2 separate regions of the Homo sapiens genome follow, and region 1 is linked to region 2. The links are chromatin contacts, found by Hi-C or POLR2A ChIA-PET in ENCODE. All regions are on one chromosome and are shown on one strand. Each heading gives the region's core, a stretch centred on a gene start or an enhancer-like site at or near the end of the contact. The rest is flanking DNA. Distances are from core to core; before and after follow the strand shown.

Region 1 (5,693 bases), core at 3,194-5,693, 480 kb before region 2:
CCATCTATGCAATGGGGCCAGCACTTCTCTCACCTGAGGCTGTTTTGAAGATTACATGAGATCACAGATGCCAAGGGCCTAGCACAGCTACTTGCACACAGTTGACACACCATAAATGGTAACAGTTATTGTAACCATCATATAGAGAGGGAAGACCAAAGGATGCTTTTCGGGAAAGCGGTTGGGAAGTGGAGTGGGAACTGATTCAGAGAACAGGTGCTGGGGAGAATAGGCTGGATGCAGGGCCTCAGGGACATACTCCTAAGAGTAGAAAGCACCCGACAGAGCTGGCAAGGGATGAGCAGGAGTGGGGGAGGCTGCTGAGGTCCAGCTAACGTCAAGCCTGAACCCAGTGGCAGAAAAGCCTCTGCCTTTGCCAGGGACTTTTGACCTCTTCAGATCCCAGGCAAGAGGAGAGGGTAAAGAACACAGATTAACTACACAAAAAAACCTCCCAGCTGGACACAAAGGCTCACGCCTGTAATCCCAGCACTTTGGGAGGCCAAGGCGGGTGAACTGCTTGAGCCTAGGTGTTCCAGAGCAGCCTGCAACATGGCGAAATCCTGTCTCTACAAGAAATACAAAAAATTAGCCAGATGTGGTGGTGCACGCCTGTAGTCCCAGCTATTCCGGAAGCTGAGGTGGGAGGATCACCTGAGACCAGGAAGTCGAGGCTGCAGTGAGCAGTGATTGTGCCACTGCACTCCAACCTGGGCTACGGGAGTAAGATCCTGTATTTAAAAAAAAAAAAAAGGCCTTTTCTTTGTCACCTTCCCCTTGCCACTCCAGCCCTCAAGGATCCCACCTGCAGACTTGCAGTTATGACCTGGCATTTAGCACTTCCCTCTGCTAGACTTCAAGGAGCTAAAGGGCTGAGGACTTGTTACCCCAGAGATACTTCTCCAGGGCAGGGAGCATCCATGTGTCCCCACAGAGCCCTCTGCTCCAGAACATAACACACCCTCAGGTAGTACACATTGTTAAAGAGGAGGCAAGAATTTTCCTGCCCAAGATGGACATATAGGGAATCTCTAGAGATTTGTATATTTTCTTCAGGTCTTCACTCAAATATTATGTTCTCAGCAAGGCATTCCCTGGCCTCCCATCCAAGGCACCATGCCACCCCACCCTGCCACAAACACACATGGGGTCTGTCTCCCTCTCGGCTTTAGTTTTTCTCCTTAGCACTAGTCGCTAGCATACCACATACTTAATTTACATCCTGTTAATAGTCTCCCACACTAGAATGAAACTCAACTAAGCCTGGGGTTTTTGTCTCTTTTATTCATGGTGTATCTCCAGCTCTTAGAATAGTGCCTGGAACAGAGTAGGAGGTGTTCACTCCAAAAATATATTTTTGGAGTGAATGAATGATCACCTACACTTATTTAAGCACTTGCTGTGTGTTAGGGACTTCTGTAAACACTCTATTTAATACCTTACTTAGCTCATCTCATCTTCATAACCACCCTTCGAGGTAATACAATTATTTCTATTTTCTAGAACACTGGCTGTCAAAGAAGTTAAATCACTTGCCCAAGGTGTTATCATTTTTACTTGGCAGTGCAGGGCAGAGATGTGCCTGGCTTGAAGACCTTAGCCATCACCTATGCAAAATGAGCTGTGTTCAGGTGGAGGAGAGCAGAAGGCAGAGGGGGATAAAGGAAAAGAGAACAGAAAACCTCTGGAAGAAACTGGTTAACACTCTAGCCCAGCACCGTCCAGTAGGGCTTTCCACGATGATGGAAGAGATCTGTATCTGCACTGTTCAGTACAGTAGCCACTAGCAATGTGAGTGTTGAGCACTTAAAATGTGACTAGTGCAACTAAGAAACTAAGTTTTTATTTGATTTCATTTAAATTAATTTTTTGGAGACAGGGTCTCCTGTCGCCCAGACTGGAATTCGGTAGTGCAAACATGGCTCCATGCAGACTGGACTCAAGTGATTCTCCCACCTCAGCCTTCTCAGTAGCAGGGACTACAGGCTCATGTCACTGTGCCCAGCTAATTTTTTAAATCTTTTTGTAGAGACGGCATCTCACCCTGTTGCCCAGGCTGGTCTCCAACTCCTGAGCTCAAGAGATCCTCCTGCCTCAGCCTCCCAAAGTACTGGGATTACAGGCGTGAGTCACTGCGCTGGCATAATTTAAATTTAAATAGGTACACGTGGCTAGTGGCTACCGTATTACAGAGCACAGCTTCAATCCAGACTAGATTCATTGACTGGAAACTCTTTTGCTTGCTGGGTCTGTGGCTTCCAGGCCTGGTGGGACCAGGATTCAGGAGACGGGGGAAGGGAGTGTATATTTTCAGCAGTCAGCACCTAGGTTACTTTGTGTAATCTACAAATACCCAGTGAGGGGAGTATTTGTTTACCCTGGCTGCTGAGGGCTGGAGATGAGGGTCAGGGTCAGGATCAGTGTGCCTGCTGCCTTGGGATCTTGGTCCTCAGTCAGAGGAACTTCCTCTCTCTAACCACCCCCTACCCCAAGCCAGACAATCTGTTCACGGGTAGTTGGTACCCAGTGGCCCGGTCAGAGTCTGGGGTTTCTCAGCCCTTCTCAGGATTTACCCATGACCATTTTCAGGCTCCTTTTAGGGTGGAGTCTGCATAGCTGATCCTACACAGGCCTCACAGGCTCTACACCGACTCAAGAAATGTTTGCTGCAATGAATAAACAAGCAGCAAGCCAAAGCAAGGAGAGATTTCTGGCAACAGAGAGCCCGAAGCGGGAGGGCCTTCATTCAGTTCCTCAATGACACCATTTAGGCAGCCGTCCTCAAACCTGACAGTGCCTAAGAATCACAAGGGGCAGTTTGTTTAAAAGGACATGCCCCAGGCCTCACTCCTAGGTGTTCTTATTTAATAAATCTGGGTTAGGGTTCAAAAATCATCATGTTTACCAAAGCCCTCCCACCCAGCACACACACCAGATCTGATGCTAGGCTCAGAACTAAGCTTTTGAGAAATACTGATTTAGGGTGAGGCTAGGCACGTGTGTGGGTAATGGGGGCAGGAAGAGGTGCCCTAGAAGGAAATTCAGAAGCTGAGATAGCTCTTTGAGATACTTAAAGGTATACATACTTCTTTTGTGTATTTTCTTGCATTGCAGTAGGAAGAGGGAACTTGAGTCACCCAAGTCCAGCCTTCCAGCACCAGAGTGTTGGAACCGGCAGAAGCCTAAGTCCCAGCTAGTCCAGGCCCTTAGACAACGAGTACACCTGAGAAGTCCTGGCAGCTCCAGGGTGTGTGGGCGGCAGCTGATCCCGAGGAAAACAAACCTCTGGGCTCTAAGAGCCCCGCAGGCTGTACCTGCGGATTTCCCCTCTCAGCCAACTCCAGCCTCTGCTCCCCCTCTGCTCCTCACTTCTCTAAAGCGAAACATCTCACAGTCATTTGCTCCATGCTTCCTGTACGATTTCTTTATTTTTACTCTCCAGTTTGTGGGCTGAGTCTGTGTGGGTGTGGGAGAGGGGCTGGGTATTTCTACTTCTCTGCATTTTCCTTCTGAGCTGGGAGGACTTTCACTTCCTCCCCAGTCTCTCAGTTCTGCCTTTCATGGGCTGTTCAGGCCATGAGACCACCTCTCCTAATCCTTCCTGAGCACCAGGGAAATGGAAAACTGACTGTAACTGGCTGCCCTGGAAGGGCCTAGCATCCACTCAGGAGCAACAGGTGGTGGCAACTACAGCAGTAACAGTAACCTCCCTGGGGCAGGAGCCTTGGGCTGGCGTGACAGCAGCAGAGGCAGCCAAGGGAGCCCTGCTTGCTCCTGAGGCCATCCGAGCCCTGGAACCTGTCTTGCATCCCTCTAACACCACCATGGGCAAGCCTGGGCCTCCACTTCCCTCCCTCAGCCTTTTCTGTCCCAGCACTCAGCCAGACAAGAGTGACTCTCAGCTTGCCCCAATGCCCCCAGCTCTGCCTGCTGATCTAGTTCTATATTTGAGAGTCTTAGACATCTACCACACTGGAGCACAGAGCCACGGGAGGGGTTGGCCTCCATCACCGGGGCCTGACAACCTGCCATCCCGCCATCCCAACCTCCCTGAACCTCAGTCTCCTCTTTCAAACAAAGTTATATGTAGATACAGTGGAGGATTAGAAAACATTGAATGGGTGCCCCAATCAACAGTGTCTGTTACTGGCAGGAGTTATAAATGTGTATTGAAAATGGAATCCCTTCTTTTTTTCTTCCAATCATAAGGACCACAACCATCCAAAAAGCAAAGAGAGCCTCAGACACTCCAGCTCAGCCTCTAGTTGCAGAAAGTCACCTCCTCAAAGGGAGAGATCAGTGTTCACCTAGGACTGGAATTCAGTGTGATCTAGTGGTTGAAAGTCTTAGCCTTCAGCCTCCCCAGCCTGTCAGCTGTTCCAGAAGCCTGTCAGCTGCCCCTTAGTTTTCTGCTGTGTCCTCAAAGAAGCACTGGGACCCTAAAATAAACCTCTGGAGAGCCAGTTGCCCAACTCTTCCAGAAGAGAGACTAGACACGCAGCTGGGCATGCGGCCAGAGCCCAAGAAAAGCCTGGTTTGCCAGGGGCAGATTACAGTCAACGGGAGCAGTAAGTGCCTCTGCCCTCTCCCTCACGGGTCCTTCTCTTTTCTAGAGGGGAGTCCAGCACGTGCCAGCCCCAGGAGGTCTCACTCCCTTGCCAGCCTCCCGACTCAATTCCCAGGACTGGGGCACTTGGCTTCCCAGAGTTGGTGGCTGCCAAAGTGACTCCGTGCAGCGGGAAGATCCGTGACTCAGCGCCCGTGATGTCAGTCCCTTCATAGTCAGGGCACTGTCATCCACACATGCACCCGCGGGGGTGGGGGGAGGACCAGGCGAGGTGGACCCCCAATGCAGAGGGAGAAGAGGGGCGCTGGTACAAAGGACTCCCCAGGCGGGTACATCACCCCGCTGGGGCGCGCCCTCTCGGGCAGTCTCCCCTTAGAGTAACCTGGGACGCGGTTGTGTAAAGGCTCCTGGGGGCACTGGGAAGGAAGCTCGAGAGTCAGGTTTGCAAGGACACAGTCCTGTACACAGACCGCAGGGTTCCCGCACAGCTTCACCGGGCATTCCGGGGAGCGCTCCGGACCAAGGGAGCAAGCGCAGCAGGGGGCGCAAGAGCCACTACCCGCGACCACACAGCTAGGTACCCGCGGGGCCTCAAGGCAGCCACAGAAAAGGGGATCCGTCGCACCTCCTTTCCTCCCTCCAGCCTCCCACAGACTGCGGTGACCAAGGCGGTTTCCCCCAGCCGCTAGCTGCCCCAGCCCTCCAGGTGCGCCCGAAGCCCTTACCCTGCGCAGGGCAGCGCCTTGGGGCCAGCGCCGCTCCCGGCGCGGCCAGCAGGGCAGCCAGCAGCGCGCAGCCGACGGCCAGCATGCTTCCTCCTCGGCTACCACTCCATGGTCCCGCAGAGGCGGACAGGCTAATGGGAACCGGGCGGCAGGGGTGGCAGGGGCGGGGCGGGGCGGTGGGCGGGCAGGCGGGCTCAGGCCCCGGGGGCAGCCCCCATCCGCAGGAGCCCGGCTCTCTACACACACTGCGAGTCCCTCGGCCCCGCGCCGCGCTCGGCTCCTCTCCCTCTGGCCCGGCTCAGTGTCAGTGCGACTTCCCACTCGCACATGACTCAGAGCGGCGGACGGTCCTGGCAACGCAGGAAAACATTTGAGGAACTCGCGCTGGAGCGTCTCTGGGC
Region 2 (5,094 bases), core at 925-3,424:
GCTGGGACTACAGGCGCCCGCCACCACGACCGGCTACTTTTTTGTATTTTTAGTAGAGACGGGGTTTCACTGTGTTAGCCAGGATGGTCTCGATCTCCTGACCTCGTGATCTACCTGCCTCGGCCTCCCGAAGTGCTGGGATTACAGGCCTGAGCCACCGCGCCCGGCCGGGAGGATCTCTTGAGCCCAGGAGTTTCAGAGCAGCCTGGGTAACATAGCAAGACCTCATCGCTAATTTAAAAAATAAATAAAGTGGGGGCTGCGGTGGGCGCGGTTGTTCACGCCTGTAATCCCACCACTTTGGGACGCCAAGGCGGGTGGATCACTTGAGGCCAGGAATTTATGAGACCAGCCTGGGAAACATAGTGAAACCCTGTCTTTACCAAAAATACAAAAATCAGCCGGGCGTGGTCACGTGCGCCTGTAATGCCAGCTACTTGGGAGGCTGAGGTGGAAAGATGGCTTGAGCCTGGGTGGTGGAGATTGCAGGCAGCTGAGATCACGCCACTGCACTCCAGCCTGGGCGACAGAGGGAGACTGTCTCAAAGAAAAAAAAGAAAAAAAAAATGGGTGCGTCTGTGTTTGTGTAGGATCTACCTACGGCTTTAAGTTGCCATGTCCTCCATTATAATTTCATTTCCATTGCACAGCATGACTTTTAAATAATTTAAAAAACATGTTCAAATACCTGTGGAGGCTGGCGTGGTGGCTCACACACCTGTAATCCCAGCACTTTGGGAGGCTGAGGCAGGAGGATCACCTGAGGTCAGGAGTTCGAGACCAGCCTGGCCAACATGGCGAAACCCCGTCTCTACTAAAAACACAAAAATTAGCCGCGCGCCTGTAATCCCAGCTACTCGGGAGGCTGTTGAGGCAGGAGGATCGTTTGAACCTGGGAGGCGGAGGTTGCAGGAACTGAGATTGTACCACTGCACTCCAGCCTGGGAGACACAGTGAGAAAACAACAATAACAAAATGCCTGTGGAACCAGTTGTTTCTGGGTTTAAACCACTGCTTAGTCACTAACTAGCGGTCTGACCTTTGGCAAGTTACTTAACCTCTCTGAGCCTTAGTTTCCTCATCTACTTGGGTTCAAATTTCAGCTCTACCACTTAACGTGTAACTGGACAAATTTTTTGATCCTAATTTTCCTCATTTGTAAAGTAGGGATAACAGTACCTACCTCACAGTCATGAGGAATAAATACTTCATGTAAAGTTCTTAGCACAGAGCCTGACACAGTCTCTTTCCAAAAACGTTAACTACTATCATAACCTTAACACCCGGACTCTGTTACTTGGTCCCTATCCTCAAGGTGCTCCAGAAACGCTCGCTGAGTTTAGGCGGGCCTAACTGCTCCGTGGAAGCAGGGAGGCCAGCAAAAGGAGCTGGCCCTTGAGTTAATTAGGTGGAATCGGGCGGGGTGGGAGGCTGTTTCCTCGCTGAGAACCTAACCAGACCAGGAGTTCCCAAGAGAAGGAGCTGCGAGGGCTCTGCACACCGTAATTCCTCAGCAACTTGGCTAGCTGCTTTTTTTTTTTTCCTGCTGTCGTGGTTTAGTCACGACAGGACCAAGCGGAGGTACGATGAACACCAGGAAGCTCAAAGCCTTTGGCAGACGGAGACAGGCCACACCCCAAAAAGACGGCAAGGCTCAAGCGCCTAAAGCTAGTTCTATCGTGAAATTTCCTAGAGTCTGTCGCGACGAAACACCGCCCACCGCAGACCCCATCGCCGTTCGCCAGTCTCCATCTTTAGAATTGAAAGAATGAGAGATGGCCAAAGGGGAATCCCGGTTTGGAGAGACTGGGGTACGGCGGCTGCCTGGGGACCAAAACGTCTCTAAGGTAAAGTTGCAGCCTGAAGCGATTTTTTGACCCCCGACACTTAATGGGCTGTCGAAGACCCGGATGTGTCTGGGACTGGCAGAGGTACCCATTAACGCGCCCCCGCTAGACCATCCCCCCTCCTCCGTTTATGATTGGGTTTTAAGCACGCCAATCATCACTTCTCCGGCCACTCATTCTTCAAGGGTGGGGTGAAGTCCCGGCATCTAGTCTTCTACTGGCATGGCCGAGAAGATGAGGGCGGGGTGGCCGGCTTAGGTCGCCCAATGGGCGTCGTGGCGTGTGGGTAAGGCGGAGCCGAGGCGCTTGGCAGCTGCCCAATCAGCGTCCTTGTTTGTGTGGTGCCGCCGCCGCCGGTGCAGCCGTCGCCGCCGCCGCTGCCCCCGTCTGTACCGCAGTGTCTGCTCCGCCCGCCCGCCCCGGTCCGGCCCGCCCCCCTCCCCTACCCCCGTCCCTAGTCCCGTCAGCAGGGTCTGGATCCCCTGTGCCGTCGCCTCTTCCTTTTTCGACGCCTCCGCCGCCGCCTGAGGAGGCGAGCTAGCCGGGAGTTACACCGCCACCGCCAGGTGAGGAGCTTTGGCCTAGGCCAGCCTGGCCGCCCGCCCGCCCGGGGGCGGTGAGGAGCGAGGAAGGGAAGGAGGCTGGGAGGAGGCAGTGGTGGCGGAGGTGGGGGAAGGGAAAGGTGGAGGGGCGGGGGGAGGGGAAGCGCCCGCGAGCCGACGCCCGCCCGCGCGCCCCCGCCTTGCGTCCCCCTCCCCCCACCCCGGCACGGCGCGCCCCCGCCTCGCGCTCCTTCTTCACCTCATCCTCTCCCCCCTTGGCGCGCGCGACCCGGTCTTTCACTTCGGCCTCGCGCGCCCCCAGCTCGTGTCCCTTCATTTCGTCTCCTTGTACTCTTTCTCCCCTCCCTCACGCCCCGTTTCCCCCGCCATCCCCGCTTTCACTCCCTGCCTCATGCCCGCCATGCTCCCCTCCTTTCCTCTCTAGCGCGCCCCCCCCTTTTTTTTTTTAACTCTCTCCACCCCCAGTGGTGCCCTCAGGGTGCGGGGGCCGCTCCCTGCTCAGTCTTGTGTTTGCGGGCGGATGGGACGAATGGGGAATCTAAGGGTAAAGGAAGCACCAGATAATTATCTTTATTTAGGGAAAGGGATCAGGAGCGCATAACCTTACCCCTTTATTTCGTCGTCCACCGTTCGCTCGCCCTCCCGTAGGGGAAGAGAATTGTCTCAGGCTATGTGGGCACTTAGCTTCTACAGCGACTGGGCTTGTGGGACACACTGGATCTGTCTTCCAGTTCAGTTCCTGAGGGTCGGTGGAACTTACCCTTCCCTAACCACACCGGGACTTAGAGTACTTTTGGCCTCCCTGCTCTCAATTACATTGAGGAGCGAGCCACTCATGCGAGTGCAGAGGTTCAGGTGCCATTCGCGCGCCCGGTACAGCTTTCCCGTTTCATAAAGGTATGGTAGCCTCTTTGGATTCTTCCCCAGCATCAACTTCCAAACACAAGATGTTAGCTCATAGGGCTGGCAGTGAGGTGGAGATGGAGGCTTGGTGGTGGGTGGCATGTGGATGCTAACTGAGCTAGCTAGCAACCTTTTCTCTGTTGTCCCCTGGAAAATCAGGTAGCCTCCTGAGAACCAGTTTTCTCATTTCTGATAAATGCTTATTTGGGGGGCGTGTGTGTGTGCGTGTGTGTGTGTGTAAGAGAGAGAGAGAGATGGGGGGATACTTAATACATTTCAGCAGAGGCGAAGGATACTTAATATATTTCAGCAAAGGGCAAGAGCAGTGTTTTCAGGCCAGACTGCAAAAGAGGGATTTGGATTTGTAGCTGATGGAATTAAAACAGGTTTAACAGATCTGTGTTGGAGAAGAGCTGATGCTTTTGTAGTTTTTAGGACATTTTTTCTAAAAATTTATATTTTGAGTAGAAAAGCATGCATGTGGTTGTACAAAGTGAAAAGTAAGCTTCCTTCCCATCTCTGTCCTCCAGCCATCTAGTCTCCTTCCCCTCCTAGCACAGATGACTTTGATGTTTTCTGGCAGCAGCATGGTGCCTATATGTTGTTGGTGATTATCCTGTTTGGGAGTTTAGTGCTAACTTTATTGCTTTTCATTTGGTATGCTGACCTGAACTCTTCCTTGCAGTCTGATAACTTGGATTCTTATTTTGGTGCTGGAGCAGCCTTTCAAGTATTGTCCTAGAGTAGTATTTCTGTCAGTACTTAGTTGGGAAGGAGGCCACTTCTGGAGGTGCTATGGAGGAGTTCAGTATATTTTGAGGGAAGGCCCACACTTGTTGGATCGTGCTGCTTTTTTTGTGACGGATATCTAGTCCCTGGCCATTTGGGAATGGACTGGGTCAAGGATCGGATTCATATAAGCAGATAGCTTATATGAATAACTAGTTGATGGTAAGGCTGTCTTCACTTTTTAGGGGAATAGAGTTTTTTTAGTCCAGTGGCAGTGATAGTCATCATGGAACAAGGTAGAAAAGTACTAATCAGCAGGAATCAGAAGGCTGAATCTATAGGCTGAGTGACCCAGTTTGAGTAGAGGTGAGGCTTACAGACTTTTGTCCTGCCTATTATTCCTTACTTGAGAACACTCTCCATGAGGTGAGAGTGATTTGTAGTTGACAGCAGCATCCATCTTTATGACACTGTGGTTTGCCTTCCCTGACCGTATGTGATGTGTGTTAACTTCCTGTTTAGAGGCAGTCCCAGTAGGGTCTGAATATAGGCTGCACTCAAATACTTTTCTAGGAACAGTGTTAACCAGGTTCCCTGATCAGCCCTTCAAATCTAAATTCTGGCAGTAACTTTTACTGCTGTGCTTAGCATAGGGCCACAGGGTGGTGGCAGAGGGAAGTGTGAGGAATTTGTTCTGAGCCTCACAACCTTAAAGTACTTTCAAAAGCTTGTATGCTGTCCCCCATTTTGGGGTTTTGCCCCCTTCTCCCCTTTTTTTGCCAGACGGGCAAGGCTGGACCTCCAGGTTGAATTTTGGGGACCATTGTGTCAGTGAAGGTATCCTAATCATGTGTTGAGACCTCTGAATTCATCTCACCTTTAAGCAGTGAGTCTTGTGTGTTGCATGTAAAGCATTCCTCCTGTTTCAATTTACTGATTCTTCTTCCTTTCCTCCCCCACCCACCAAGCTGGAGGTGCATGTGGAGGAAAACAGCAGCTGTGCTGTCCTGATTTCTAGACTCTGGAGCATATTCCATGTTAGCCACCCCATT

The links. Hi-C counts contacts between places; a loop is a spot of excess contacts on that map. ChIA-PET counts read pairs that join two places held with the same protein, here RNA polymerase II (POLR2A). Pooled maps may share reads with other maps.
Region 1: a pooled map shows a loop between it and region 2 (5-fold over the local background). The contact joins the promoter of IL6R-AS1 here to the promoter of GATAD2B in region 2. A Hi-C loop is called at or near these places in 1 of 37 single-sample maps with no recorded cell type and 8 of 50 pooled maps. POLR2A ChIA-PET finds 5 or more read pairs at or near these places in 1 of 52 experiments (MCF 10A).

The regions. Positions count from the first base shown.
Region 1 is chr1:154,405,314-154,411,006 of GRCh38, reverse strand. IL6R-AS1 (IL6R antisense RNA 1) reads left to right here and starts at 4,443. Exons shown (of 2, transcript NR_147855.1): 1 at 4,443-4,568. IL6R (interleukin 6 receptor) reads right to left here and starts at 5,664. Exons shown (of 10, transcript NM_000565.4): 1 at 5,293-5,664. The coding sequence starts at 5,377. RefSeq lists an enhancer at 4,534-5,140 and a silencer at 5,380-5,529.
Region 2 is chr1:153,920,052-153,925,145 of GRCh38, reverse strand. GATAD2B (GATA zinc finger domain containing 2B) reads left to right here and starts at 2,174. Exons shown (of 11, transcript NM_020699.4): 1 at 2,174-2,413. LOC101928059 (a long non-coding RNA gene) reads right to left here and starts at 1,773. Exons shown (of 4, transcript XR_922160.3): 1 at 1,184-1,773. RefSeq lists silencers at 1-40, 1,099-1,393, 2,071-2,390 and an enhancer at 1,701-1,940.